Regions from separate parts of the Mus musculus genome. Here region 1 is linked to region 2. A link is a loop called in an ENCODE intact Hi-C map of the cell type or tissue named here. Cell type or tissue: heart. All regions are shown on one strand. Links, peaks and the distances in the headings refer to the core of each region. The heading gives the core; the rest is flanking DNA. Region 1 holds the start of Htt (huntingtin). Region 2 holds the start of Tnip2 (TNFAIP3 interacting protein 2).

Region 1 (15,780 bases), core at 4,649-9,648, 240 kb after region 2:
AACAGTAACGAAGCAGCAAAACTCATCTTGAGGCAATACCTCTGTATATAAATTAAGCATATGCCTCTGTACATAAATTAAGCATAGGGATAGAAGTTAGGACCATTTGTATAATGATAAATACTCTTAAATAATGAGCTACATGCTCATTCCCCCATCTTTTATTTTTAAAATGTTTTTAAAATGGGTACACTAAGTTGTCTGTGTTAGTCTTACAGTTGAGATCTTCATGTCTCAGTTTCCTGAGTAGCTGGGAAGACCTTTAGAATTAATTTCTTGAAGTAAATAAGAAAAATATACTTTAAGTTTTTGTTGGCCTCATAATTAGTATCCTCCTAGTTCAAGAACATTATATCATTTGTTCCTAGGTATCTTTGGAAATTGGTTCCAAGATGCCAAAGTGTGAAAGTGCTCATGTCTCTTTTATAAGTAGACAGTGTTTACATACAAGCCACAGAACTTCTGATTACTTTAAATCATCTCTAGATTACATAAATACATAATACAATATACAAATAGTCATCATAGCATGCTTTTAAACTTATACGACTTATTGTCATTTGACTTAAAACATTTTTTGAGTATTTTTGATTCGGGGTTGTTTGAATCTATGCTTATAGAACTCATGGCTACTTAAGGAAGCAAAGCCATCTTGGCATTAGAGACATAGCTGAGGTTGGCCATTGTGCTGTTTGTTGCAGGGCTGCCTGAACATTGCCCTCAGTGAGGAGAGGGAGCCAACAGAACACTGACCATTCACTGTGCAGACCACAGAGCAAGACCTTGGTGTTAAGAAGGAATCTATCACATACTCAGTGTCTTGTCCTTTCCATAAATTGTAATAAACTGTCTGTAACACTGTTTATAGTGTGCTTTCATGTATTTTTTACATTAATATTTGTATTGTCTTTTACTGAAGCTGGATTAAAGAAGAACCCCGAGAATACCGCTGTGTGTCCTGAAACTCCTAAGTGTGGATGTCTTGTGCATTTGGGCAGTTTTCAAAGTCTTTTCTCTATATCTGTTCCAATACTTTTCAGAACCCCATTCACTTTTCCTTCAACTTTGCTTAGGTTCTTGCTGAACTATGAATGCTACTTTTATAAATTCAAAACTCCCTCCCAGAATCATAGGTTCTTCCTTTCTTTTCTTTCTTTTCAATCTCCTCTTCCCTACCTGCTTTGGTACTCCCTTACCCTTGGAGGTCTGGGGTAGATTTTAGGCCCAATGAGTAGTTAAATGTTATCTGAAGCCACACACCATTTTCCTGGGACTATGCTATATCACATGCAAAGTGAGAAACTTTTCCCTATAGTCCATTGACGTCTCTTATGCTCTGACTCAAATCCAGTTCCAGCCAGTTCTCTGCTTCCTCATCTACTTGGACTGTTCCTTACTGAGTTGAATGCAGTTCTTTAAGCCGGTGTTATATTGTCATATGGATCACATTTCCATTTCACTACTGCTATTTGGATGATGAGCACTACATCTTGGTTCTTGACATACATCTGAGGGCCAATTGGAGTTGTAAAGTCATGCTCTGAAACATGAACACTTCTAATCTTGATTTTCTAATATGAAACTGACTGGGATCAGGAAAGAATATAGCTTGCCTCCTGGGAGGAATGTTATACTTGATGTAGACTTCATTAATGAATATGGCCACTAGTGCTGGCCACAGTGGAGGGCCTCTCCCTGGAACTGTTGGTGCTTTTGTGATACTTGTGTTCCAATTGCATAAGTGACTATGACATATGGTGATGCTGTAGTGAGGAGGGCTTCATTTCTGTATTATCACTTTAGTGGGATCCATACCAGGAAATTCTAGTCAAGGTTCTCTAGAAGAACCGAGCTGATGGAATATGTTATAAAGAGGATAAGTCAGATTAGCTTACACAGTATGGGCTGAGAACCTGATAGCTGTTCAGTCCTTGAGTCTGGAAGCCTTAGCAATTTGGAACTGAAGGCTTGAAGGACTCCTGGAGAATTATTGATTTTCAGTCTATGTTAGAAGGTTGAAGAAGCTGGGTTATAATGTCCATGAAGCATGACAGTAATATGGTCAAATGTAGCCTTTGAAGAGCAGCCTGCTTTTCCTTCCGACCTCTTTCCTTTGACTTTTTTCTGGCTGCCTCCAGAAGGTTCGGCCTACTCTAGGGGAGTGTCTCCAGTTCTCAGTTAATCCTTTCAGGAAATATTCTCACAGAGGTCAGAAGACAACGTACAGAATTTGATTTTTTTCTTCTACCATACAGGTTCCAGGGCTTGAACTCATTTCATTAGGCTTGACATCAAGTGCCTTTACCTGATGACCATCTCTCTCCAACCTTTCAGTTGCTTTTGTCGGGACTATTTTGTCTCAACAACAATAAAAGAAAAGACAATTGCAACTTCAGCTTCACCTTCACAAATTTTATATGGTGAAAGCCTAGGATCTGTTTACAAGGACTTCAAACTTGCCACATAATGTTTAGCCTTAGAGATTCTTAAAAGACTCTATGACCTCCCTAATCCCATCTCTTTCATTCTTATAACATCTATACCATGTGTATAACAACACTGCCAGAACTCTGCTGCCGACTTGGGATGGAGCCCGATCCCCATGGATCACAGTTGCATTGGTGCCTTTGATGATCTTGGGAAACATTTTCCCTAAGTACTAGTAAGCAATTCCTTCAGCAGCATTTTCATTTTAGATTCATTCCCTTCTAGTAAATGAGTGTGCATTTCCACAAGATGGAAACATCAGTAGGTTGGAGGTCTTATCTTTATGCCATGATTTAATGCCATGATTCTTCATCTGTCCTCTCCTTGTCAAATATCTTTTCTTGCCAAACTTCACAGTGATCTTTCTGTTCTGGTCTCCCCTTTTCTTCCTCCACCCTCTCTCCTTCTCTCTCTGTCTCTGACTGTAGACTTGGATAAGAACAGTAAGCAGTAACCATGGCACAACCTGAATGAAATCCTGCCTTGATATTTCCACCAAAAACATTAATCCATTATATTCAAATTAAGCCTCACTCAAATTCTTTGGACATTCACTGAATAGGTTGTTTGCTAGACTATCACATGTTACTATCACATGCTAGTACCTGATCAAGTTCTCATTCCCCTCTGAAGCTTCATGAGCCAGGGCACTGACTGTCTGTTTACATCTCTCTCAGTATCCTTTGTATATGCATCTTCCTTAATTGCTCTTCACCTTATCTTTAGAGGTGAGGTCTTTCACTCACTGAATCTGGTACTCACCAATTGCCTAGACTTGTTGGCTATGAGCTCTGGGGGTCCACCTGTCTTATCTATTCCAGCTCTGGGATTACAGAAGCATGCAACTATACTTGGCTTTTTAAAAAGTTTTAAAAAATATATTTATGAATGTTTTGCCTGCATGTATGTATATGTACCACATTTAGGCCTGGTGATAGAGTGCCTTGGTTGTAAAAAAAGAATTCCTATGAGATTATAGCTGGCCTTGCTCAGAGTATTATCAGTGAACTCTAGAAAGGACTGACTAGACAATTGCAGAAAGGAGAGACTACAGACTTGCACGTAACATTACTCCTCATCCTCACGCCTCTATATAAACTCCAAGTATTACCTCCTCAAAGACTCCCTTCTCCTACAGAAATAAAGTCTCCTTTGAAGTCAGATTCCGGTCTCTTTCTGCCTCTGTCTCTTTATTCTGCACTCTGAAATCTAACACTTGGTGCTTTGTGATCACTCTGTCTTCTTAGAAGTCAGAAGAAGGGAGTTAGATTCCCTGGATAATTGTGCTCTCCTGTGTGGGTGCTGTGAGCCATACCAGGTCCTTTGCAAAAGCAATACAAGCTCATAACTGCTGAACCATCTCTCTGGATTTCAAGACCTAACTTCTTAAAGTGAGTGTTGGGAATATGGACCAATATCCTTATTCTTATGATATCTTTTCATACTCCTTATGAATAATTTCTACCCCCTCTCTCAAAATTTTTGTCATCTAGGCTTCCACCAGAAAGGCCCATTAAACTCTGCAGATAGTATTCCACTTTTTTTTCCTCTTAAGTTCCAAACTCTTCCATATTCTGCCCCATAAACAAGTTCCCAGAAGCCCAAGAAACATCCGGTCATCTTTATCACTGCAACAACCCCACTCTTAGTACCAGTGATCTGTAGTAGTACTTATATCATTGCTGTATCAAAATAGTTAACAAAAGCAGCTTAAGGTTGTTCTGTTGACCCTTCGCCTTGCATTAGGAGACAATATCTAAAAGGCCAGTTATATAGCAAATTGCTATATGCATGGCACATTCATGTGTGTGTGTTCTAAAAATACTTGTACATGGGTCTTTATTTTCACTCTTGTACTAAACCCTATGGACAACAGGGCATCCTGGGAGACCAGGCAGTTGCTTGCAGGATTGGAGCTTCTTTAAGCTGTCCCTGAGAAAGTGATGTATGATGGTGTGAGTGAAGCTGAAGCTGCATCGGAGATCACAGGAATGTGCAATGTCTGCCAAGGAAAGCCACTGGCAGCTAGCAGAGCCAGCCCAAGGATGTAGCAAGGTAGGTGGTAGACTTACTTAGGCCAGGACTTATTTAGTAGTTAGCTATGGTATTTTAGCTAAATGGCAAATTGCCCAGATTTTAAAACAAAACAAACAAAAACCAGGTTGTATTTCTGAATAAGGTCAGGTCAGAGTAACTGCTAGAATGCATTTGGTTTTATGAATGGAACTATTTCTGTTATCACCTACTAATTTATATACTGAAACACTAACTCCTTAGAATATCAGACTGGTCTGTGTTTGGAGAGCAGATGGTAGCCTTCTTTCTTTCCCTTTCTGATGGGTCTGTGTAGCCAGTTTGGTTTGGAACTCACTAGGCAGCTAAAGCTGTCCTTGAACTTTAAATCCTCCTGTCTCAGCCTCCCTACTGCTGGGATTACAGGCATGTACTAAGTCCTGAAAGTCTTTATCGGAAGTGAAGTTACTAGATCTTAATTCAGTTACTTATGTTTTCATATAAATTAGGACACAGACACAGAGGGATGATGATGATGTGAGGCCTCAAGTGGAAGATGCTCTACCAACATCTTGATTTTGTATTTTTAGTTTGAAGGACTTTGAGAATATAAACAACTATTGATAGCTCCCAGGCAGTGGTACCCTGATACAGCAGTGTAAGCCAACCAATATACCTATTGTTGCCAAACAAATTACCAGAGTATAGTTGCCTAGCAAAACATATTTATAACTATCCAGTTTCTGTGGTTCCAGAATCTGGGCCCAGCTCACATAGGTCCTCTGTTAGCACTTCTCACAGCGGGCAATTAGGTACCAGTGCCTTATCTGAGAACTTGGCTTCAAAAGAATCACCTTGGAGCTTTAGTGGTATTGTCAGGGTTTACTTCATACATGGCTGATGGACCACCAATATCTGTCTTGACTGTTGGCCATGGGTAGTTCTTTATGTTAAGTCTTGCCAATTGTTCTTCATCAATGTATATAAGCTGAGAAGTTGGTAGTTAGCAAGACTGAAGTTACATTTGTAGCCTAACAAATGTGTGACATCCCATTATCTTTGTCTTGTATTGGTTAGAAGTCAGTTACTAGCTGCCCTTACTTGGGAGCAGGGACATCATAACCTAGAGAATGCTAAGAGACAGGGCTCACTGGGCCTTCTTCCAAGTCTGCCTACTAGCAACTACCAACCCTGGCCAGCTGTTAGAGGCTGCCTCATGTGAGAGCTAGCACTGGCACTGTGCATCTAATAGTGCCATTAGTAACAGAGGGGACATAGAATCTAAAGGCTGTTTCTCTGCTCTCCTTCCCAGTTTAACAGCGGCGGGCTTATACCCCTACAGTAACAGTGTTGGTTTCTGTATACTTGGCCATTTCGAGAAAATGGAGTGCCTTATGGCCATGGAATAGGGCATTTGATTCTTACAGGTAGCCTGAAGCTTCATTGGGTTTCTCACTGCATGGATCACCTCCAGACAGCTTTTTCTGAAGCCGGAACGGTTTTGTTTGTTTGTTTGAGACAGGGTTTCTATGTAGCTCTGGCTGTCCTGGAACTCACTTTGTAGAACAGGCTGACCTATAACTCAGAGATCTGCCTGCCTCTGCCTCCAGACTGCTGAGATTAAAGGTGTGTTCTATCACTGCTTGGCTTTTTCCTTTTCCTTTTTCTTTTGAGACAAGTTCTGATACAGCCCATGCTGACTTGAATTCACTATGAAGCCAAGGAAAACCTGGAACTCCTGATCCTCGTTCTACCTGCAGAGTACATGATTACCACCCCTGGTTTATAAAATGCAGGGATTGAACTCAGAGCTTCGTGCATGCTACTCAAAAAGCATTCTACAAGTGCTGTGATTAAAGGCATGCACCACCATGCCCGGTTGAAGCCAACACTTTTTGCTGGGCAGACTGCAGGGGCAGCTTGGGTGTATCCACACCATTTTCAGCTTCCTGCTTTAATTGCTCACCTTTGGGAGATGGAGGCTCTAGAGACAAGGACTTCAGCGCTGGTGGCAATGAGACCCCTTGTAGGTCCTGGCTGGTTGCCACAGCACTTTCCAGGGTCCGTGTCTCAATGTAGAGTGTGTGACCAAAGTTGCATGAAACACAGCCTTTCTTTGGACAGTAACTACTGCTGCCTGCCTGAAACCCTTTCTCAGCCTTCGCTGCCTGCTTGAAACCCTTTCTCAGCCTTCTCTACTGCAGACACTTCTGGGGCTTCGGGGTCCACGGATCATAAAGGGTTCTTTGGTCCTGAATACAGGTCACTCTGGTTCCCTTCTCATTGCAGGGAGCTCCCAGCACGCTGCGTTCGGGAAGCTCAGGCCACCACCTGGCTTGTGGAAGAGAGAGCTGCTTTGGGTTTCGGGTTCCGAGCTCCACAATCGCTTTCCCGGTGACTCCAGGTGTAGGGTGGCTTTACGCAGGAAAATTTCTTCGCTGTCATTCCCCTTTCCAACCTTTTCTTCCTTCCGGGTCTCCCCAACTCCTCTGCCCACCTCCTCACTTCTTTTCTATCGCTGGTGCCAGGGAGCCGCCCTAAAGCCCACTCTCCGCTCAGCTCCGTCCCTCATCTAGCAGCCCGCCCCGCCCACCTCATCCTCTTGCTTGGCCCTCTTCACTAAGGGGGGCTGGCTTTTGCGGGAAGGGGCGGGGCCACATCGGCGGGGCGGAGAGTCTTAAACTAGCAGAGGCCCCGCAGGCCTGCGTCCTGACTTCGGGAAAGAGGACGACGCATCCGCCTGTCAATTCTGCGGGTCTGGCGTGGCCTCGTCTCCGCCGGCATGACGTCACGGGACGCACTCGCCGCGAGGGTTGCCGGGACGGGCCCAAGATGGCTGAGCGCCTTGGTTCCGCTTCTGCCTGCCGCGCAGAGCCCCATTCATTGCCTTGCTGCTAAGTGGCGCCGCGTAGTGCCAGTAGGCTCCAAGTCTTCAGGGTCTGTCCCATCGGGCAGGAAGCCGTCATGGCAACCCTGGAAAAGCTGATGAAGGCTTTCGAGTCGCTCAAGTCGTTTCAGCAGCAACAGCAGCAGCAGCCACCGCCGCAGGCGCCGCCGCCACCGCCGCCGCCGCCTCCGCCTCAACCCCCTCAGCCGCCGCCTCAGGGGCAGCCGCCGCCGCCACCACCGCCGCTGCCAGGTCCGGCAGAGGAACCGCTGCACCGACCGTGAGTCCGGGCGCCGCAGCTCCCGCCCGGGCCCCGCGCCCCTGGCCTGCGTGCTGGGCATGGCCAACACTGTTCCCTGTCCAGAGGGTCGCGGTACCTCCCTGAGGCCAGGCTTTCCCGGCCCGGGCCCTCGTCTTGCGGGGTCTCTGGCCTCCCTCAGAGGAGACAGAGCCGGGTCAGGCCAGCCAGGGACTCGCTGAGGGGCGTCACGACTCCAGTGCCTTCGCCGTTCCCAGTTTGCGAAGTTAGGGAACGAACTTGTTTCTCTCTTCTGGAGAAACTGGGGCGGTGGCGCACATGACTGTTGTGAAGAGAACTTGGAGAGGCAGAGATCTCTAGGGTTACCTCCTCATCAGGCCTAAGAGCTGGGAGTGCAGGACAGCGTGAGAGATGTGCGGGTAGTGGATGACATAATGCTTTTAGGAGGTCTCGGCGGGAGTGCTGAGGGCGGGGGAGTGTGAACGCATCCAATGGGATATTCTTTTTCCAAGTGACACTTGAAGCAGCCTGTGACTCGAGGCACTTCGTACTCTCCTGGCGTTTCATTTAGTTTGTGGTGTAGTGTAGTTAAACCAGGTTTTAAGCATAGCCAGAGAGGTGTGCTTCTGTGTGTCTGCAGGCAGTTGGATGAGTTGTATTTGTCAAGTACATGGTGAGTTACTTAGGTGTGATTATTAATAAAAAACTATATGTGTGCATATATATGAAAGAGTCGACTTATACTTAACTGCCTATCGATTTTTTGTTCTATATAAAACGGATACATTGGTGGTGCTCAGTTTTCACCGGGGAATGAATTTTACTAGTGTTGCAGACAGGCTTGTTTTAGAACATAGGCCACTCTGACTCTGACTTTGTGCCAGTAAAAGTTCCTGTTTAGTTCTTTGCTGACATCTTATAGATCTTTGGAAGCTAGCTGCTTGTGACTGGAGAGAATATTGAAACAGAAGAGAGACCATGAGTCACAGTGCTCTAAGAGAAAAGAGACGCTCAAAACATTTCCTGGAAATCCATGCTGAGTGTTGAGCCCTGTGCTCTCTTGCAGCTCAGTCCTTTCTCTCAACTCTGGGCATTTTATTTCTAATCTGGATTTGTATAATTAATAAGGAGAACTTTTGGGAACAACCTACTAAAGAATGTCATCATTAAAACTCACTTAGAAAATAAGTGTTCTGGTGATATCATTGAGCTATGTTCCCAGTCCTGAGAGTTTGTTTTTTTTTTTTTTTTTAAATAAAGATTTGGGGAGAAAAGGTGGCTTACTTGATAGAACAAAATATAGGAATAAAATTTCCTTCTATAAGGTGAAAAGTGTGAATAGAAAACTTCTTATCCTCTAGATAAGTAGTTTCTTTTTGCTTTTGAGAGTCTCACTATGTAACTCTTGACCTGAACTCAGAGAGATCCATCCTCCTGCCTCTGCCTCCTCTCTCTGGGATTAAAGGCATGTGGCACCATGCTGGGCTGTCCAAGTATGCCACAGACCCTCTAGGTCCCTGGTCTTCGAGGAACGGGATTTCTTAGGCAGATGGGTAAGGAGTCGGATGAAAATGACAATCAGCCACACACAAGAGAGGTGTTGAATCTGAATGTAATGTTCTGGTTGAGCTTCAGACTTATATAACAACGAATTATCAGAGGATACAAATCACAAAAAGACAAGATACACTGAAATTCACCAGTTACAGCAGAAAGGAATTTGCAGGGACTAATTAAATGTTTACATTAGGGATAACAAGCCCTGCCTAGGATCAGCCTAATGCCAGGCAAGAATTTCACACTTTAAGGTTAAAAGCATCAGGGGGTTGTTAACTCTTGACAGGCCTTAAGAGTAATGTGCTATCACTGAGCTCTAAATTCTTAGGTCTAGTAAAACTTATCCTGTCTGGAGAGTTCCCCCTTATCAGGGTAGTATATCAACTTATACTTGACATGGAATGAAGCCTGTAGTAAAACATTTCTATCTCAGTGAGACTTTTAGTCTCTATCTGTAAACAGCTGAGTAAAATGGCAAGTGCTTAATTGTTTACTGAATGGGTTAAGCTCCTTGCTGCTATCTGGAATCTAAGAACACTGGGGAAAGGCTTTAGCTATGTTAGAATACAATATTAAAAGGCATTTACTATAAGGTGATGCTTAATAGAGTGCACGTGAATCTATACACTAGATTAATGTGGTGGAAATTTGAATATAATGGGTTAGGGAAAGAGATGCCATAACTCTGGGAGGAAAATTTCCCTGGACTCTTATCCTCGTGAAACAGCTTCCAGGCTTTTCGCCTGACAAACCGATCCAAACTGGAGAGTTGGCTTTCGCCAGAATATCCAGGAGGAGAGTCCTAGAAATTCATTTCTCATGAGCAGCTTTTTGGCATTTTTGCCTCACAAGCTGACTCCACCAGAGTACCCTGACACAAGTATTGTCTAGTTATTTTGATTATTACCATGACTCTGCCTCTGGGTGAGAGGAATTGTGGAAGTTTACATATTCCCCATATCTTCTATAAACCTCTGTGTGTGTGTGTGTGTGTGTGTGTGTGTGTGTGTGTGTGTGTATGAGGGAGAGAGAGGGAGAGAGAGAGAGGGAGGGAGGAAGAGAGAGAGAGAGATTGTTCTGTGCCTGCTTCGAACACAAATTAGTTTGCAAAAGTAATTCATTAACATGATACAGTCCCAAAGATAAAAATGGTTAAATAATGAAAACATCTCCCTCCCCATTTTCCTAACTTTGTACCCAGGAGCAAGCTCTGTTACACTTCATTTGTCCTTCCAGATAAAATTTGGGCATATGTTAGGACAGAATTTTAAATTATTTACAAACAAAAGTATTTTGGAACAAAAGCTTTTAAAAGCTTTTATTTTAATAAAATAACTTGTTACTACACTGTATATAACTAACTAACATTTTCCAAAATTAGCTCCATTAGCATCTATCTCATATTTCTATGTACTTTGCTGTTGAAAAACCAAGTGTTCATTAATAATAAGTAACAAACTCACTGCTTGGAAGCTTTGATTTTTGGCATTTTGTCCACTTGACTCAGTTAAAAGTCCTTTTTTTCGAAATGAGAACAGCCAAAACAGTTTTAGAATGAGTCTGTTCTGCTTTTGTGACTCTCATTGTGTTCTGTAGAACCAGTGTCACAGCCATATGTGGGCCTCTGTTGAAGTAGCTGAGAACTTGTTCTCTGCTCTGCTAGCTGCTGTCGATCTGATAGGCCTTGAACAGTTGACATTCACCCTTAATAGTCCTCATTAGTCTTCCTGAGCATAGTCATTCATTTATCAATATTTGCTGATCATCTCCTATGTGCCTAGCATTGTTCTAGTTGCAGGTTTTAGCAGGGAACAAAGTCATGTCTCATGAAGCTAAAATTCTTGGGAGAGACATAGACAGTAAGCAGAATAGTTTGTTCATAGTGAGTGATGAGGCGCATGCAGTAAAGTAGGGAAGGGGATTAGGAAATGCCAGGGCTTGACATGTTTTAGACAGGGTGTTTAAATAATATCTGCTTAGTTGAAGGCTTATTTTTGAATAAATATCTGAAGAGTCAGAAATCTACCAGGAGGGTGTATGGAAGAGGAGTATTCCTGCAAGGGGAAGTTGTCAAAGGCTTTCCTGTGTGGGGATTAGTGATGTCATGTTTTTGCTGGATGAAATGAGTGACGGTAAGAGTTGTAGTGGGGGTGAAGCAAAGGGTTGAGGGAGGCTTCATTGGTGTTATCAGTTACTGCATTTATCTCCAAATAGAGAACGTAGCAATGAAAGCTACAGAGAACGGGAAAGGTGAGGATTTATTCTAAGACAAAATAAGTGTAGGAAGTTTAACAATTAGATCAGGAGCACAGACTCCAAGTCTAAGTCTTCATTCTTGCACATTTTTTAAAAATTTTGTTATGTGTTCTGGATACTATTTCCTTATGAGATATAAGTTTAAAAGCCTTTCTGTGGATTGCCTTGCCTTTGTTGTTGTTGTTTGTTTTGTTTTGTTTTGTTGAGACAGGTCTCTCTATGTAGCCTTGACTGTCCTGAAAATCACTCTGTAGACCAGGCTGGCCTGGAACTCAGAGATCTGCCTGCTTCTGCTTTTCAAGTGCTGATATTAAATGTATGTGCCACCACTGCCAGGCTAAGATTGTTCTTTCAATTTCTTTTTTTGTTTTCTTTTGAGATCAAAGTTTGCTATGTACTTTTGGCTGGCCTGGTATATTGTGTAGTCTAAGTTGGCTTCAAATCTTCATGGCACAGATTCCCAAGTACTGGGACCATAGGTATGGCCCATCACAGTGGGGGGTTGGGGGGGCCAGTACATCTATCTCTTGAATGGTGTGGAGTGTATATATGTGTTAGGGGTTTGCAGAGGCCAAAAGAATATTGAGTGTCTTCCTCTATTGCTCGCCACTTCTCTGAATAAACCTAAAGTTACCAATGGATTTCTAGTAAGCTGACTGACCAGCAAATATTGGGGATCTGTCTGTCCCTGTTCACCATAGTGAGGTTACAGACGTGAATAACCACACCCAGTTTTAACGCTGAATGCTGAAGAGTTAAACTCAGGATTTAGACTTGCCTCACTTTCTTATGTTCTTCAAAGCATAGACATTTTAAGTTTTGATGAAGTTTAATTTTGTCTTTAGCTACGGTATGTTAGATACTTAATAAATCACTCTTTTATCTGAAATCACAAAGATTTATTTACTCCCTCTTTTTCTAAGAGTTGTTTGTAAGCCTGACTCATTTTGAATTTGTGGTTAAGGTAGATGTCTGACTCTTTTCTTTTGCACGTGTAATTTAGCATTTGGCTAAAGAGAATGTTTTTTTCTCATTGAACTGTATTGACATCTTTGTTGAAAATTATTACCTGTCCATATGTAAATGTTTCTACTTCCATTTTTGCCATTGATTGTGTGTCTGTTCTATGCCAGTACTATACAGTCTTGATTACTGGTTTATATCATGATCTCAAATCATAAAGTATGCCCCCCAACATTGTCTTTTTCAATGTTGCTTTAGTTATTCTGGGTCCCTTGTGATTCTATCCATCAATATTGGTGAACTTCATGACCAGATAGTAAACGGTTAAGGCTCTGTGGCTATAATGCCATCACAGCCAGTCAGCTCTGCCACTGTGGCATGAAAGCAGCCATAGAAAATATGTAAGAGAATGAGTACATAGAATTGGAATTTCTTAAAATTTTCAAGTCATGAAACATTCTTTTATTATTTTTTTTTAAAGAAAATGTTTTATTTATTCTTTGACAGTTTCATGCATGTATACAATGTATCTGAATCTCATGCAGGGCCCCTACTATCTCCCTCCCATCTACACCTCAGCATGTCCTTCTCCCACAGGGTCCCTACTCTCTCCCTCCCATCTATACCTCAGCATGTCCTTCTCCCACAGGGCCCCTACTATCTCCCTCCCATCTACACCTCAGCATGTCCTTCTCCCACAGGGCCCCTACTATCTCCTTCCCATCTACACCTCAGCATGTCCTTCTCCCACAGGGCCCCTACTATCTCCCTCCCATCTACACCTCAGCATGTCCTTCTCCCACAGGGCCCCTACTATCTCCTTCCCATCTACACCTCAGCATGTCCTTCTCCCACAGGGCCCCTACTATCTCCCTCCCATCTATACCTCAGCATGTCCTTCTCCCACAGGGCCCCTACTATCTCCTTCCCATCTATACCTCAGCATGTCCTTCTCCCACAGGGCCCCTACTATCTCCCTCCCATCTATACCTCAGCATGTCCTTCTCCCACCTCCATGCCTTTTTTTAATGACCCACTGAATCCAGTTAGTGTTGCTTGCTGGAATGGAATGTTGACTGGTTTTTGTTTGTTTGTTTGTTTTTGTTTGTTTGTTTGTTTTCCCTGAGGCAGGCTTTCTCTGTGTAGCCCTGGCTGTCCTGGAACTACTAGCTCTGTAGATCAGGCTGGCCTCAAACACACAGAGATGAGTGCTTCTGCCTCCCAGTGTAGGGACTAAAGGTTTATCTCCCACCCAGTTCTTGTGTGGTAACCATAACTGCAGTGAGTTTATTATTACAGCAGCCATGCCATGTCTGGAAGGCAGAATTTCATTGAGCTCTATAAAACCTGGCTCATAAATTCTCTCTACCCCTTCCCTTCCCTGAACCTGGGTGTGGGGGTCAATTTAGATGTCACATTTAGGCTGACATTTATCAGTCACTTATTCTCAGTATACTATGAGTTTTTGAGTTGCTGCCCACTGCAGAAAGAGGTTTCTTTGGCCAAGGCCTGACAGTAGCACTAGTCTGTAGGTATAAATGTAAATATTTACTCTTGTTTGTTTATTTGGTTGGTTTGTTTTTTGAGACTGGGTTTTTCTGTAGCCTGGCCATCCTGGAACTCACTTTGTAGACCAGGCTGGTCTTAAACTCAGGTTCACTTGCCTCTGCCTCCCAAATGCTGGAATTAAAAGCATGCACCACCACATCGGGCTCCCAAACATAAATATGTAGAAGGTAGTCTAACAACATGTCTACTTAGCAAAACAGCAGTAGTAGGGTCCTGTTTTAGGACCTGTAACCTCCTTCCCCTGAGTCATGGGCTTTTGACTAGGTGTGTACCTTTGGCGCACACTTTAAGTCTAGTCAGAAAACTGTGGGTTATCTTTGTATTCTTTACATCACTGTTGCACTAGTGGTCACATTTCGCCTTTGTCTATATTATAGCATTCAGGGTCCAGTGCTTAGTAAGACCATTGATGTCTTTTCTCCTCCAGTGGCCTGCAAAACACCTGGCATTATAAAACCTAACCAGCCAAGAGGAAGTTTTCAGATCAGTTCTATCTTGATTTCTCTATGTCTTCTATGCAACCAAAGTGTGTTGTATCTTCATCAATAGGGTTTTACTATTATATAGTTACATTGGGCAACCAAGAGTGATAGAAATAACCTGTGTTGTTTGGATAGGAAGGTGTTTCTGGGACCTCCATGACTAATAACTTGTAAGAGGTATCTCATGCTTAGCACATGTTTTCTGAGGATACATTGTCATGTACATACCTATGTTGAAACTCCTTTAAAAAACACTTATACTTTTAAATTAGCTTTCAAAATAGTTTCTATAAGTTTTTTTAAAAAAGATTATATATATATATACACACACATATATGTATACACACACACACACACACACACACACACACACACACACACATATATTGTAGCTGTCTTCAGACACATCAGAAGAAGGCATCAGATTCCATTACAGATGGTTGTGAGCCACCATGTGGTTGCTGGGAATTGAACTCAAGACCTCTGGAAGAGCAATCAGTGCTCTTAACAATTGAGCCATCTCTCCAGCTCTATAAGTTTTTTTTCACACATCATTTACATTCTGTAAGTAATGAATAATCACTACACAAAACAACAATTGTTCTCCTGAACATTAATTCTGGAGAATCTAAAATTAACAGTCTCATAAAACCTGTATGCAAATGATTAACAGATCTAGGGGTAATAGCCTCAAGCTGGAATCAGTTTAGAAGTCGTCAATAGGTAGTTAAGCTACCTAACAACAAGAAGGAATTCAGCTGCTGATACCTGCAGCAGCTCAGGTAAATAGTGGAGATTATAGGCCATTGAGCAAGCTGATTCCTAATGCCTACTCATTATATGATTTTACTTATGTATCTTTTTTTCCTGTAATGTTAGATCTTTGGTTATTTTGTTTTCCCCTTGTGGCAAAATAACATCACATAAAACATAACCATTTTGAGTATACAATCTATGATTGTAAAAACACAGTGTTCCATTGTGACCACCAGCCACCACTGTTACTCTTCCTTTTTAACATTGCTTTTAAAAGTATATTACAAAAAAAGTATATTACAATTTTCACTTGACATTGTAATTGTACATGTCTATGAATAGGGTCATTTTTTTAAAATTATACATTCTAGTATCTTCTGTTGCATTCAGTTAACTTAAGAGCAGGAAAGACTGGTATAGAAGTCCTTTTCTCTCTCTCTTTTTTTTCTTTTTCGAGACAGGGTTTCTCTGTGTAGCCCTGGCTGTCCTGGAACTCACTTTGTAAACCAGGTTGGCCTCGAACTCAGAAATCCGCCTGCCTCTGCCTCCCG
Region 2 (15,780 bases), core at 6,515-11,514:
AAATAAATCTTTTAGATTTTATTTATTTTGGCTTTTTGAAACAGGGTCTCACTATGTAGCTCTGGCTAGAACTCACTCTGTAGACCAGACTGGCCATAAACTCACAGAGATCTGCCTGCCTCAGCCTCCTAGTGGTGGGATTAAAGGCATGTGCCACTATGCATGCCTGGTGCCAACTTCTCATTGTAGGTGTCTGTATGTTAGTATGCGCTTGTTTGTGCAGGTTACTACAGAGGCCAGAAGAGGTTGCTGGATCCCTTGGGGCTGGAGTCACAGACACTTGTGAGCCCCTTGATGCTGTAAACCAATCTTGGGTCCGCTACAAGGGCAGTATGCACGGTTTGTTTGTTTGTTTGGTTGGTTGGTTGGCTGGCTGGTTGGTTGGTTGGTTGGTTTGGGGTTTTTTTAAAGACAGGGTTTCTCTGGGCAACCCTAGCTGTCTTCAGACTCCGAGATCTGTCTGCCTCTGTCTCCCAAATGCTGGGATTAGAAGTGTATACCATCATACCATGAGAGCCATCTTTCTAGCCCCACAGTGTTTGCTTTCAAGATTAAAGCCAGTTGCAGTTCTTTTCCTTTTGTTACAGATGAAAAACAAAGGATTTAAAACATAACAATGTTGCATTCACTAATAGAATTTAATGACAATAAGAGGTAAGAAAAAGATAATAATTTTTTTTAAAAGTCATCCTGTATTTGCATTGAGCTGACAAGTACATAATCCCTTTGACATTTGCTAAAACTGTGCTTACCTGAATCTGTCACCATGGAATGCAGTACATGGTTACTGCAGTGGTTTAAATGAGAACGCCCTCCATGGGCTCATATATTTGAATCTTTAGTTCCCCATTGGTGGAACTGTTTGTAAAGGAATGGGAGGTGTGTTGTTGGAAAAGGTGTGCCAATTACTGGGGGTGGGGGAGCACCAAGTCCCATCTCTTCCTTATACTGCTTACATTAGCCTTATCCTGTGCATAACTCTGCAAACCATATAACCAAGGAAGCTACATCATAGAAAAAAGGCACGGGGGCTGGAGAGGTGGCTCAGCAGTTAAGAACAGCGACTGTTCTTCCGGAGGTCCTGAGTTCAATTCCCAGCAAACACATGGTGGCCCACAACCATCTAATGGGATCTCACGCCCTTTTCTGGTGTGTCTGAAGACAGCTATAGTGCTGTCTTTTATTTATACATAAAATAAATCGATAAATCTTTTATTAAAAAAGCAATACTGAAATTAAAATAAACAGGGTAATTTTGACACATATTTCTAGTGCTAATAATAGTTAGCCAATTTGTTTTGGCAGACTGAGGAGCCACACAATAGTTTTGTAATATTTAGTCACCATACAGTTAACAAAAATCCCTAAACAAAATTGCAAATAATTCTTAAAATCCCAGAACAAAATCTGTATGCCAGGGGCCATAGACTGCTTCTGTCTGGAGCCTCTAGAGAGCTATAAATAAGTCCCAGTTGCCGGGTACAGATACATCTGCACTGAACACCAATGGCTAGCAGACTGCAGATGAAGTTCTGTTCTGGTTATGGGGATCTCCTTTACCATAACTACCCCCCACTGATAGTCTGGTGACAAATTGTGAGGTGCCTTCAGAACCACACTCTGTACTCACTATGGCACCTGATGTTACAACACTAAATTAGTGGCACAGACCAGGCGGCCTCTGCTTTCCCTTCTGTTCTGATATTTTACAACCCTCCTTCCAGAAAGAGGGAGACTTGGAGTGGGGAGACTCCTATTGCTCTTGGTACTTTAAATGATACAGATAGAAAACCATGACAACAGAAGTGTGAACCCAGCAATGCCAAGGATCTGTGTCTTTGCAAAGGAAACGCAGGTAGAGGCATGTAAAAAGCATGTGAGATTATTTTATTCCTTCCTTTATTTTTCAGATATTCTGAAGTTTACCATCAGAAAAAAAAATGCTTTCTTTTTTCCCCCTCTAGAATTTTGTTATGGCTAGGTCTGGTAGCAAAAGCCTGTAATACCATCTACCTGAAAGACTGAGGCAGGGAGAATCCAAATTCAATGCCTGCCTGAGATTCACAGTGAGTTCAACATCCATTTGGGTAACTTAGTGAGACCAGATCTCAAAGTAAAAAGCAAAAAGAGAACTGGAGGGGCTGGAGAGATGGCTCAGCAGTTTAGAGCACTGAATGCTCTTCTGAAGGTCCTGAGTTCAAATCCCAGCAACCACATGGTGGCTCACAACCATCTGTAATGAGATCTGACGCCCTCTTCTGGTGTGCCTGAAGACAGCTACAGTGTACTTACATATAATAAATAAATAAATCTTAAAAAGGAAGAAGAAGCCGGGCGTGGTGGTGCACGCCTTTAATCCCAGCACTCGGGAGGCAGAGGCAGGCAGATTTCTGAGTTCGAGGCCAGCCTGGTCTACAAAGTGAGTTCCAGGACAGCCAGGGCTATACAGAGAAACCCTGTATCAAAAACAAACAAACAAACAAACAAACAAAAAGAAGAAAAAGAAGAGGAAGAGGGGGAAGAGGAGGAGGAAGAAGGAGGAGGAGGAGGAGGAGGAGGAGGAGGAGGAGGAGGAAGAGGAGGAGGAGGAGGAGGAGGAGGAGGAGGAGGAGGAGGAGGAGGAAGAGAACCGGAGATGCATGTAGCTCAATGGTGGAGCACCTGCCTAGGCTCTAGCTTCAATCCCCAGTACAAAAAGGGTGGAGATGGGAAGGAAAAAAAGAAAGGAAAAAAAAAGAAAGAAAGAAATCTAGCTGCAGTGGTTATCTTGAAAACAAGCATTATCTTTTATCAGGTAATCTCCTCTCTTATTTTCTTTCCTGGGAAAATCAAGACAGCTATGGACCAAATGGAATAAAATGCCAGCATCCCTCCAAATGCCGGACAAGGTTGTCAGGTTTAGAAATAATTGCTCCAGTAAAGTATTATTACTCATTTCAGTTTTGTGTGCTTATGATATCTCACAGGAACCAAATGATACCAAATGACAAGGAGAGCCAAATAAGAATTCACATATTATCAGACTGGCACCTGTCACTTCTTCCCACATAATACTAAAATGCCACCAACCAAAACCATGGGTCTTCTTTCTCAGAGCACCATCCTTAGGAGCCCTATGCATCTCTCAGGCCCCTGGCACCCTCCTCAAGATTCAGAACCCCACATTCCACAGAAGACCTCCCTAACACAGAACCCAAGAACCAAGACCTATACTGCCTCCTCATACCCAACACACACACACTGGAACCTGAACACAGTCCTCAAAGGGCAATGCCTGTCAGGATATCCTTGAGACCCTTTTGGCCCCATGCTTCGCTCATGTCCTTTAGAGCCTCTAGTGTCTGTCCCACAGAACCCTGAACACCACCCCTCCTCAGAATTCCATCTTAGTCAAGCCTGGTGCCCCCACTGTTGTTGCTTGAATGAGAATGCCCCCACAGGTTCATATATTTGCATTTTTTCATCATCAGATAGTAGCACAATTTGAGAAGGAATAGGACATGTGGCCTTGTTGGAGGAACTGTGTCACTAGGGATGGGCTTTGAGGTTTCAAAAGCCCGCACCAGGCCTAGTGGACGTCTCTCTGCCAGTGGATCAGGATGTAGCTCTCAGCTACTTCTCCAGCACCAAGCTTGCCTGCAAGCTACCATACTCCCCACCATGATGATAATGGACTGACCCTCTGAAACTGTAAGCCAGCCCTCAATTAAATACTTTCTTTTATAAGAGTTGCCTTAGTCATGGTATCTCTTTAACGCAAATAAGGCAGTGATTAAAACAGCTACACACCCCTTTGGGACTAATATAATAATATTACTAATAATATGAGTACATATTGGAGAAGCTTACTACCAACAGAACCACGTGTTCGAGGCTACCTCAGAACATTATGCCCCACAAGATCCCTGCACTCCAGGATCCCTCACATTCCGCAGAACCCTGTCCCCCACAAAACTTCATGAGTAAGTTTCCCACAGCAGTACCCCTCAAAGTCGAGAGACCCAGGGGGTCTGTCCCAAATTAACCTCTATTACAAGTCCCTCAGAAGTGCTCATAACCTCAGCAGGACGTCAGGACTTGGTACTCCTCAAACAGTCACACCCCTACCACCCTGTTGCTCACCAGAACCCCGAGCCCCAGAGACTCCTGCTCACCTCTGGCATATCCCCTGAGCCTACGAATGAATCCCGAACTGCTCAATACCCTGAACTACCCAGACTCTTACCTTCAGACCCTAATCCAACAGGATTACCTGCGCCTCTGATCCCCACGCCCTTCAGACCCTGAAACCTCAGGACCCACTAGTCTCAGGATCTCGTATCCCTCATAACCCAGCTCCTTTCAAACCCCAGCGCACCCCTAAACCACTATGCTCAGACCTCGAGCTCTTCAGACCCGCACCTCGAGCTTCATATCCTCGCGACCCTCAAGACCTCGCGCATCTCTGGACTCCACGTCACTCGCTCCAACAAGTTCCCCAGGCCGCCTTGCGCAGCAGCTCCCGCCCGCCCCGCACCTGCCGCAGCTGGGTCTCCGAAGCGCCTTCCTCCTGTCGTCGCAGCTGCTCACGGAAGCGCTCCACCTGATCCAGAAGTGCGTCCACGAGTGACGGCGCCGTGTGCCCTTCCAGAGCCGCGAGGCGGGTGCGGAGGCTCGCGATGAGGGCGTCACGCGCGGCCAGCTGATCCTTCAGGCGCTGTAGTTGCTGGCCGGCCTCGTGGTACAGGCCACAGAGCGCTGCGGCCGCACGCGGGGCCCCGTCCTGTCTACCAGACCTTGGGTCCCCAGACGACATGGCTGTAGGCCTTCCGTGGGGACTTGGGCGTCTCCAACTTCTCCACACAGGGGGAGCGAAAACCAGCCTTCCCGGAACGTTTCCCGCCCCGCCCACTCCCAGAGCCTAATCCGCCCCCGCCCACAGCTGGCTCCGCCTCGTCCATGGCCCGGAGTCTGACTCCGCCCCGCCTACAGCTGGCTCCGCCTCTCCCACTGCCGGGAGTCTGACTCCGTCCCCTCCCACAGCTGGTCCCTCCTACTCTATGATCTCACTTTCTCTTGACACACCAGCTCCATTCTAGGTGCTGTCTGCTCTATTCCCTGCGTCTGAGGAATTTTCCTGGAGTCAGACCCCATCTGCGACCAGGGTTTGGGGTTAGGTATCCTCTGGTACAGCAGCTGAAGAAAAGCAAATAAATCAAAGGACTTCAAACATGGGACGTAGAGTGTGGTCAGGTTTCATTGGCTGGGCTCCTTCCTCTTCCGGGACTTGACATGCGTTTCTTCATAGAGGGACACTGACCCAGAAAGGTGTTCCCATCCAGAGTACATGATGGAGCCCAGAGCCAGCCACCAAACCCCAGCATGCCCCTAAATTCGCGTTAGGATGGCCTTAGCGCTAGAAGCTGTTCTAGCAGAAGACAAGAGGGTGCCCACCCTTTCCTTCCCACAGTTTCCATATGAACACTGTTTTTCCACTGGGAAGTCTCTCCTCCGTGAGAATCTTTCAATGGCTCATTGCTAAGATCTCATGGAGGTCCCCTCCCTATGTGAGGATGTGTGTCTCCTTTTCTGCTCAGTCTTCTACTCTCAATACCCTGTCTGCTCACAGGCAAGCTCTGGTTGAGCCTGCAGGAACACACTCACTTGCAAGTATAAAACTATAAGCAAAGCCAGACCTCGCCAAGAATGTATGGGATGGATACTGGGAGTCACAGACCTGGCTCACTTATGTTCAGTTCCTTCTTAGCCCTTCCAGCCCAAAACTTCTGCTCAGAAAAGATGGGTCACAGTTGCTTCCTTCCCTACCTGGTAGGGGTGTTGTGGAACTAGAGAATGAGTGCGTATTTCTTTTCTATTAGTGTGACAAAATGCCAGGACCAAGGCAGCGTATAGAAGAAGCATTACTTGGGATAAAGGGTCAGATGTTTAAAGCTGATAGCTCACATCTTGATTACAAATCAGGAAGCAGAGGGCAAGCTGAAACCTCAGAATCTCTCTGCCCATAATGGCACAGCTCTTCCAACAGGCCATACTTTGAAATCCTTTCTAACCTTACATGAGTCACCAACTGGGGACCAAGTATCCAAACATGAGTCTATGGGAGCTGTTCTCATCCAAACTTCCATGATTAAATGATTGTCCAGCACAGTCATTGCTATGGTCATGCAGGGTCATCTTGATTGACTGAGGCAGTTGTGGGATGAAGGGGAAGTGGGTGTGGGAGTGGATATCACACAGAAGAACCCTGGCCCAGAGCTGATATGTGGCTTTAACTCTTCACTACTATTCCTGTGTGTAGCCTAGTAGACCACTCAAGTGCTTTTGAGCCTGGTTGTGAAGTGCAAAATATGAATCAAACAACAAAGACATTTATTCAAATGCTTCTGGGCCACATGTGTTTGGAGTTCAAAAGCTTTGATTTTATGTAGTTGCACATAATTGAGATAACCATCCTCTAAAAAGGTCTACTCTTGGAAGGCAGTGGTAGCACGTGCTTTTAATCCCCAGCACTCTGGAGGCAGAGGCAGGTGGATGGATCTCTGTGAGTTTGAGGCCAGCCTCGTCTACAGATTGAGTTCCAAAACAGCTAGGGCTAACAGAGAAACCCTGTCTTGAAAAACCAAATCAACAACAAAAGGAGTCCTGTTTCCAGTACCTGTGCATATGGGCAAGCTCTGCACAACAGGGAGTACTTGACCTCTATAACCATGTACTCCAGGCTCCTGACAAAGTAACAAAGACGTGATATTGCTTCAAGCTGCTAACACTTGGGAGTCTTTTTTAAAATGTGTGTGTGTGTGTGTGTGTAACATGCATGTGTGCATGATATGTATATGAGCATATATACTATACATGTATGTGTGAGTGTGCGATATGTGTGTGATATGTGTGTATGTATATATAGCATGCACGTGTGGGTGTATGTGTGTAGAGATCAAAAGTTAATGTCGAGTGTCTTCCACTGTTTCTCTTAGCCTTATTTTTTTTTGAGACAGGGTCTCTCACTAAACCCAGAGCTCATGGATTGGCTATACTGGTTGGCTAGCAAGTTCCAGGGATCCACCTGTCTCCATCCCCAACCCCAGGACCCGTGCTAGGGTCATAGATGTGTGTAGTCATGCTTAGTTTCACATGGGTGCTATGAGTCCAAAATCAGATTCTCAGGCTATCTGCTCGAATGTCACTGGGCTATCTCCCAGTCCTCAGGCTATCTGCTTGTACACCACTGGGCTATCTCTGCAGCCCCCTTGAAGATCTTTTTGGTTTGTTCTTTATTTTTCAGTCTCTTCACTTTGTAACCCTGGCTAGCCTGGAATTCTCTATGTAGATCAGGCTGGTCTGGAACTTATGGAGATCTGCCTGTCTCTGTCTCCCAAGTGCTAGGATTAACAGTGTATGCTACCATGCTTGGATCTTGTTCTTTACTTTTTGATGCTGGGTATCACTCTGTAGACCAAACTGGAACTCATTTTGTAAACCAGGCTAGCCTTAAACTCAGAGTAGTTCTTCTGCCTCAGGCTTCTAAGTTCTGGGATTATAGTTAGAGCTACCATCCCCAGCTACACTTGAAATCCTTTCTCTTATCGTATCAGAACAATTGACATAGAGTGTAGCACTCCCACTGGGGCATCTCTAAGCCCCACAAAACAAGTCAGTTTCTGGAAATACAGAGGGAATGCCAGTCAAATTAAGTAAGACAAGATTCAAGTCAGCCATTGTACCAGCTCTAAGAAAAACACTTTGGGTTTCTGAGCTTTTTGGGGACTTTAGAATTGTAGATGAGAGATTCCAGACCTCTAAGGACACTGACCATCTATGACATGGTTAAGATTCTGCAAGTTAACACAGGAAGTTCCTGGCATACATGTGCCTTCAGCTGAATACAGGGCCTGGGTCCTAGAGAGTCATAGATGAATATTCTAACAGTGGAGGCAGATGCCCAGTCCAAGAGGTAGGGAAACTTTATTTAAGCACATTAGTTAATAATTGTCATTAATTGGAACACACCTGGGGGCATGGCCATGAGGTTTCCAGGGAGGATTAATTGAGGAAAGACCCATCCTAAGTGGAGGCAGCACTTTGCATGTGCTGAGCTCCAGGCTGAACAAGAAGGAGAAAGTGAACTGAGTACCACTGTTCACTTCCCTTGACTCCTGCTCCAGCTGCCATACTTTCTCCTTCTGAGTGACTGTGTCCCCTCAAACCAGGAGCCTAAACAAACCCTTCCTCCCTTAAGTTGGTTATTTATTTATTTTAGGCATTTTGCATCAACAACAAGAAAAATAACATATAATAAGGAAAAGATGGGGGGAAATATGTGGGGGCCAGGAAAGGGAGTGGAGTATCCCAACTTAAAGGGTGATTAGATGAGTCACTGCACAGACTTATGATCCCAAAATTCTAAGATGCTGAGGCAGGAGGATCGTTTGAGACCAGCCTGTGCTAAGTAGCAAGTGTGTTTGGGGGGAGGGGGCGCTATCTATTGCAATGTAAAGAATGAAGAGGAGCTCGGTACTTGGGTTCCCAAGAAAGGGATACAATGAGCAAGGGAGGGTCCCCAGGGATACCCAAGAGTTGGATGGAGAAGACTGGAGATCCCAGAGTCTCGGACTCTCATTCTGAGTTTCGATGGGCCGCGAGTTTCCAGTGATCCTGTGGAGCAAGTGGACAGGCCGCTGACCTAACTCTGGCTTAATTTGTCAGACTGATTCCTCAAAGGCCTCTTCCTCTGACTCTCACACAGGTCCCTTTGGAATCTGCAACTTTTCCTAGTTCTTTCCTGCTTTATTTTGAATGCTGGGTCTTCAGCCCTGCCCTGTGACCTCAAGGGCCAGTTGAGCCCAAAAGGAAGCTGTGTAAGAAAGCAGAGGCCTCCCTCTGAAGGGGAAAGGCTCATATGTGAGTCTGTGGCCAGTGAGGTTGTCACCCACGCACACTGCTGTAACATTCCCAGACACATGAGGCCTTCACAGGTACGAGGGTCCTGCCATGGAAGTGTCCACAAGGGGGCAGTGTGGCCACAAAGGCTTGGGGACTAGAACTTCAGGCACCAACCCCACCTACTCTAGTAGGCTTGCACAACATCTGATTGAGCCTGGGTGGCTGGCTAGGGGTGTCTCTTCCCTAGACCTTGGACACATAGATGAGCAGCCCTTTTACCTTGGCCTTCCGATTAGCTAGGACTCCAAGTGTGTGCCACTACAGCTGGCTTAGAACATGTGACCAGTACCCTCAAGAAGCAAAGAGAAAAATGTGTATATATTCATGAAAAAAAAATAGAACTGGGTGCTGAGAAGATAGAATATTTAGAAAATATAAAGAACTCTAGAAAATTAAAAATATGAGCCAGGCAGTAGTGGCGCACACCTTTAATCCCAGCACTTGGGAGGCAGAGGCAGGCGGATTTCTGAGTTCGAGGCCAGATTGGTCTAAAAAGTGAGTTCCAGGACAGCGGGGGCTACACAGAGAACCCCTATCTCGAAAACCAAAAAAAAGAAAAGAAAGAAAGAAAGAAATAAAGAAAATTAAAAAATTAAAAATATGATTGTGGAAGTTTCAGATATAGCTCAGCTGGCAGAATGGTTACCTATGGAGGTCTAGATTCAGTCCTCAATACTGAATATACTGGGTTACATGAGATCCCCCCGCTCCGTCTCATCTCTGTCTGTCTGATTATATATATATATATATATATATATATATATATATATATATATAATACACACACATAGAGCAAGCATACACACATGATCATAGAAGTTCAATATGTATATGTATATACATATATCTTGAAATGTATATATACATGATCCTAGAAAAATACATATGTATACATGTACATGAGTATAGAAACTCAATAGAAGAACTGGAAGATAAGATTGAGGAAATCAGCTGGGCAGTGGTGGCTCATGCACTTGGGAGGCAGAGGCAGGCAGATTTCTGAGTTCAAGGCCAGCCTGGTCTACAGAGTGAGTTCCAGGACAGCCAGGGCTACACAGAGAAACCCTGTCTCAAAAAAAAAAAAAAAAAAAAAAAAAAAAAAAAAGAGCAGGGGGAGTCCTCAGGAAACATGTTCCCTTCTCAGGAGCCACTTGAGGGTGTGCTTCTCCAAAAAGAAGGGGAAACCGAGAAAGGAAGTTTGGGAATCTCACTGTAAGGGATTCCAGGGACGCAAAGACAGTGGTAAGACACTGGTGAAGGGGGCTGCAGGGCCACACTTAGAAGTCTGTTGTAGTCTGATGGTGTGTCTGGTGTAGTGGAAGGCTATCTCGGAGATCTGGGCATTAGGTGGGATTTAAATTATTTATTTAATAAAGGTAAACAAATAAAAAATGAAAGCATTCAGTAGTTCCAGGACAACCAAGCCGAGGAGAGGAAGCTAGCTAGCTGCCGGGAGGCTGTACGTGAAGGCTCTGCATCTGGAGCTTCAAGCATAGCTATCTAAGGCGAGTGCTGATGCTATGGGCTAGGAAGTAGCAATAAGAGTGTCCTTTAGGGTTAGGGAAGTGAAACAAACAGAAAAAAATGGGCAGAGTTGAACTGCGGCCCCTGGAGAAGGCGAAGGAGGGCAACTCCTATGTTCTGTGAGCCTTGCCAGCTATGGGATTTCTCAAACTGTGGCTCAGGCCGTTCTAAAAGTCACTGTGTAGCCCAGACCAGCAATCCTCCTGCCCCAGCATCCCAAGTATGGTGATTACAGGCATTCACGGTCAGGCTTGGCTGAAATGATGGAGCTTGGTCTGAACCTGTGCCTTAGGCTCAATCATCTGTGTGGGTCTGCAGAGGGGGTCCCGGAGTTACAGCACCATTTCTTAAGATGGTAAATAAGGAAAATCTATTCTCAGCCTATGCAAGCTGGAAGAGGGACGCCATGCTGCCTGCCTCTCACCTGGGTACTTACTACCACAGGATAGGGCAGGTTCAGCCTCACCTTTAGTGAGCCCTTCTCACTCTCCTGCTGGCCTTCCAGGCTTGTGTGAAAGCTTTCTTTTGTGACAGGAAAGCCCCAGCCTGGGGCAGGGGGTCCTTTGCAGGAACATTTCTGGGTAGAGCATGAGTCTGGCTACTTGTCACAGCTGTTACTTTTCCAGTCCTACCTCTGTGGAGGGAGGTTGGGTGTGTGTGTGTGAGACCAACAGGGATTTTCTGGGTAAAGCCTGTCTGGCCTCCTATGTGTCTGGGGCCTGTCTGGGGCATAGGAGGGCTCCAGTGTAGCTTTCAAGGAATGGGCACAGTAGGGATCAAGGTGTTGAGGGGTCAGCACTAAGTCCCAAGGTTTTGTAGCATCTGGGAGTCTTGGGTCTGGCCAGCATGGTTTGGGGTTCTCGTGGGTGGGAATGAGGACCAAGGTCTAAGATAGAAGGGAGAGGTAATGGTCAGGCTATGCTGAAAATTGGGTGGTGCCCATCTGGACCCAGTGCCAGGCCTGGAGGGGCATGTGTCTCTGGAACTTTGTGGGTGGGCCCCACACTCACTTCTCCTAGGCAGATCTACCATGGCAGGGCCTGGGGCCCGTCTAGGGGCCAGTCCTCAAGTCTCCTGGGCGGGGCTTACCTATTTCCCTTTTTCTTCCCACCTATGGTTTGGGAGAACTTTTTTATTGTCACATGGGCCACTTTTCACCCCATGTCTCAGTGTCCAGTGTTGACTGGAGAAAGGCTGGCCACCCCTCCTGACACAGGCTTGGGTGATTGGTGGAACCTTCAGAGATAATGGGGGACCACATTACTGTTGAAGTCCACAGCTTCCCTGCCCGAACCTGTGGTCTTCTCCTCGCAGACTCCATTCTTGTCCTGGTGGTTATGTGGATGAAAGAGGGCAGGAAGAGACGGGAGGTGGGGAGGTGGGGAGGGCAGAGGGCAGAGCAGCCTGTGTGTACAAACACCGCCTCCATCATACCACCAAGGCCGGAAGTGGGTCCCAGAATAGAACAGGCTGCTTTCAAGTTCCAAATCGGGCTCTGGGGGCTGAAAGCATGTTTGGGTGTAAAAATAGAAATATCAGTACGTGTGAGGCCAGGGTCTTGCCACCCACGGGGCTTGTGTTTTTTAAATAGAATTTTCTACTAAGGTTTGTTTGACAGTGTTCTAGATCGAAAACTGATCCAAATAAACTGTTCAGGTGGCAAAGCCAGAGCCAAGCTGGGCTTTAGCACCAAAGCCAGGCAGTCATGTGCAAGTCCATGGAAGATTCCTGGGGGGGAGGGGGGCTCTTCCACCTAACTGCCGCTCTGGCTCCATCCTCTCTCTGTCCTCCAGTACAGCATCTTCTCCAAGAAAGCTCTCCAGGTCTGGTCCAGCTTGGTCCTGCTGTCCTCAGGAAGCCTCCTCCAACATCATCAGCTCACACCCGATCTCTGGCTGGCCCAGGAGGCCTGGCCTGGTTGGGCGTGAAAGGTAGTGGAGAAGCCTGGCCAGATACTCACAGGCTGGGCCAGTGGAGCAGGACTTGTAGAGTCCTACACTGCAGGGTGTGTCGAAAGCTGCAAGTGACAAACTGGGTGATGCATGGCACAGGAGCCTGGAAAGGCCTCCTGGGCAGAGATGCTCAGCTGACTCTCCCAGAGTGCATGTAGAACTGGCACAGTAGAAGAAAGCAAGCCTGTAAGAGCCATGGCTTGGAGTATGGCCCAGACCTGTATTGCGGACCTGTGCGGACCCCTTCTACAGCCTGGCCTAAGAAGTCCCTTCAGCTTCTCTCCACTCCCTACCCTCTGCTTCTCCCTCTGCCTTGATTCTGACTCACACCAGCAAAGGAGAAAAATTTCTGTCTCCCCTTGAACAAGTCCAGTGTGAGGGAGCCACAGAACCTGTCCCTGGATAGAGGAAGACCTAGAACCCAAGAAGGCAAGACGTTAGGCCGTTCTCCCAGCAGAGGACCCAGCCTTGTTCTCACAGCCTGCCAGATGTTTGAGGCCAACTTTTCTCCCACCTGCCCCCCACCCATCCACATCTCTTTGTGGTGAGCTAAATCATCCACAAGGTTTCCAGGCCTTACCCATCCCTTCCCTACCCACCCTCAATGCTTTGGTCTATGGATTTTCCTGCTGTCCCCCATAGGAGTGGTCAGTAGCCTTCAGCTTTGGTCTTACCCAGAAACAGGCCTGCCACGGGGAAGCAGCCTCACCATGAGGCCATTCTTGGGAAGAGAAAAAGGAAGGCAGTTCAATGTTTCATCGGACAGAGGAGCCTGATTGGGAAGGCAGTCCCTTTCCCGGAGAACTCTACCTGTTGGCTTTTTATTTTCCTTCACCAGCCATTTACTAAGCATCTACTTTGTTCCAGGAAGTGGATGAGCCCTGAGGTAAGCCAGGTCTTGCTCTAGTAAGATGGCGTTCTAAAGGGAGTTTGGATGTGTCAGATGTTGGGGTTCAAAGGTCAGTAGAAGAGGAAGGAACAGAAGGAGAGTGGACAATCTTTAAAAGAAAAGGAGGGGGGCTGGTGAGATGGCTCAGTGGTTAAGAGCACTGACTGCTCTTCCAAAGGTCCTGAGTTCAAATCCCAGCAACCACATGGTGGCTCACAACCATCCATAACAAAAATCTGATGCCCTCTTCTGGAGTGTCTGAAGACAGCTACAGTGTACACACATATAATAAATAAATAAATCTTAAAAAAAAAAAAGAAAGAAAGAAGAGGAGGGCTAGGGAGATGGCCCAGTCCATGAAGTGGACCCCAGCTTTGGGGGACAGGCTGAAACAAGGGACCCTGCGACTTGCTGGCTAACAAGCTATGTTGATGAGCTCTATATTCACTGAGAGATCATGTCTCATAAAACATGGCAAACTTCCAAGGAAAGCATTTGACATTGACCTCTGGCTTCTACATGCATGTGTGTGTCCACGTACATACAAACACACATACACAAAGAAGTAAAGAACTCTCTTTTTTTTCAATGAAAAAAATGTTTATTACTATGTGCATGTTGTGGGAAGGGCACATGGTCCCGTGTGCTTACAGAGGTCAGAAGTCAAAGGGTAACTTTGTGGAGTTGGTTCTCTCCTTCCACCTCTGCATGAGTTCTAGAGATCAAACTCAAGTTGTCAAGCTTTCATGGTAAATACCTTAACCCACCGGGACATCTCTCAACCTGTGGACTGAGACACCTTAGGGTTGTCAAATGACCCTTTCATAGGGATAGCCTAAGGCCAACGGAAAGCACACTTGTAAATTATGATTCATGACAGTAGCAAGATTACAGTTATGAAGTAGCAAGAAAAATAATTTGATGGTTGGGGGTCGCCACAACATGAGGAACTGTGTTAAAGGGTCTCAGCATTAGGAAGGTTGAGAACCACTGCTGTAGTCCAAGGAAAGAGCCTTCTAACAAAGAAACGGTGAGGCAGAGGACAGACAGACAGAAGTGAAGGGATAGGTCAAGATATCTGGGGGTGGCAGGGGGGGGTGAGGAGAGCAGGGAGGGAACCGCAGGACGGGAGGCTCTGGGACGGGAGGCTCTGAGACGGAAGTGTGCCTGGAACATGGGAAGAGCAAGCAGGCAGTGTGACCACTCAGAATGGGAGCAGTGAACAGAGGTCCCAGGAGGGGTTGGGCAAGCTTGGGCTCACCTATGGATAAGGTCTTTGCTCTGGGGTGAAGACAGTCTATGAGAAATTCTGAGGTGAGATCATAACAGATTTCCTAGTGAGGGGCAGGCCAGAGGAAGGAGCAGGACAATGGCTGGCAAAGGTAGTGTCATGGTCATGAGCTGGTAAGACCTCCAGACAGACAGAAGTACAGACAGGATGTGGGATGAGAGAGTAGGGAACAAAAGTGACCCTTGAGCTTTGCAAAGGGAGGAAGAGGTTCTGGGATAAGGGGACACAGGGAGAGCTGCTAAAGAGGCCTCAGGTGGCCAGGAAGAAGATGGCCTGCAACCTTGCTTGCACAGGAGGACTGGCTCACTACACGTGTGTTTGCAGAGACCTGCTTTCCCCTCCTTGTGCCTGCTTAGGGGCTTTGCATCCCTTCTGCTCGCCTGAAGCATGGGCTCTGTCCTGCACATCCTCTCCATCTTGTCAGCTCCAGTTGGGAGGGAGCTCTGGGTGCCCAGGTCCTCGGCCTCACCACAGCTACATTTCAGGAGATGGTAGTCTCTAGTCCCTTCCATCTTCTCTGAATGTGACATGTGGAAGCCAACCCTGCGTATACCTTCAGTTAGGTTCCTGCAGGTGGCACCAATGTCTGGCTTTGCTCTACTTCCCTCCTGGTCTCTGTCCCTCCCCTCAGCTTTGGGGACAAGAGATGCAAAGTGACATGATAGCATCTGTGTCCATTTCCCATTAGCCATAAGGATCAGAATTTGCCTTGAATCAGGGTCCCCAGGGCCCTCAATGAGGCCATGCATTTGATTAACTGAACTTGATGCAAGGGATGTCTAGCCTTTTGCACCCCTGAGCCAAGTCCTAGGAGTAAGGCAGCTGTGTGAGGTGCTGATGGGGCCAATCAACAGTGGACAGAGGAGGGGCTGAAAGTATAGGATTCTGGGCCAAACAGCCTAGTGCTGTGCACCTGGCACTCTCCACAGGAGAAGATGGAGCAGCCTGGGCAGGCAGAGGATCATAGACAACTTAGGTACACAGAGGTGATACCTGGGCAGCCAGAGGTGGGAACATGATGGGTACCCCAGAGGGATGGCATCTCCACCAGTCAGCACCTGTCTCCTCAGCCTCTGGGATCCATGAGAGCTAAACTGTGGACAGGTGGTGTTGCCCTGGGGGCAGAGACAGGAATGATGAGTGTGTCAACCCTGAGGGCTGAAGGGCTAGGATTCTGGGCTCCC

The links. A loop is a pair of places that touch in the nucleus more often than their neighbours do. Peaks named below come from ENCODE experiments on the same cell type or tissue, not always from the same donor. Only the 100,000 strongest peaks of a DNase experiment are listed, where the experiment ranks them.
Region 1: a loop joins it to region 2, with 2.6 times the contacts of the local background. A loop is called at or near these places in 5 of 42 quality-filtered maps.

The regions. Positions count from the first base shown.
Region 1 is chr5:34,754,443-34,770,222 of GRCm38, forward strand. It overlaps Htt (huntingtin), which reads left to right and starts at 7,298. Exons shown (of 67, transcript NM_010414.3): 1 at 7,298-7,667. The coding sequence starts at 7,465. Grk4 (G protein-coupled receptor kinase 4) reads left to right here. Exons shown (of 16, transcript NM_019497.2): 16 at 702-861. The coding sequence ends at 752. In heart, for the core only: no CTCF peak of the experiment used is centred there; DNase peaks (open chromatin) are centred at 7,189 and 7,819; H3K4me3 peaks cover 2,553 bases; H3K27ac peaks cover 1,882 bases.
Region 2 is chr5:34,509,103-34,524,882 of GRCm38, forward strand. It overlaps Tnip2 (TNFAIP3 interacting protein 2), which reads right to left and starts at 4,877. Exons shown (of 6, transcript NM_139064.2): 1 at 4,517-4,877. The coding sequence starts at 4,795. In heart, for the core only: a CTCF peak has its summit at 8,999 (motif pointing right); DNase peaks (open chromatin) are centred at 9,019 and 10,609; H3K27ac peaks cover 521 bases.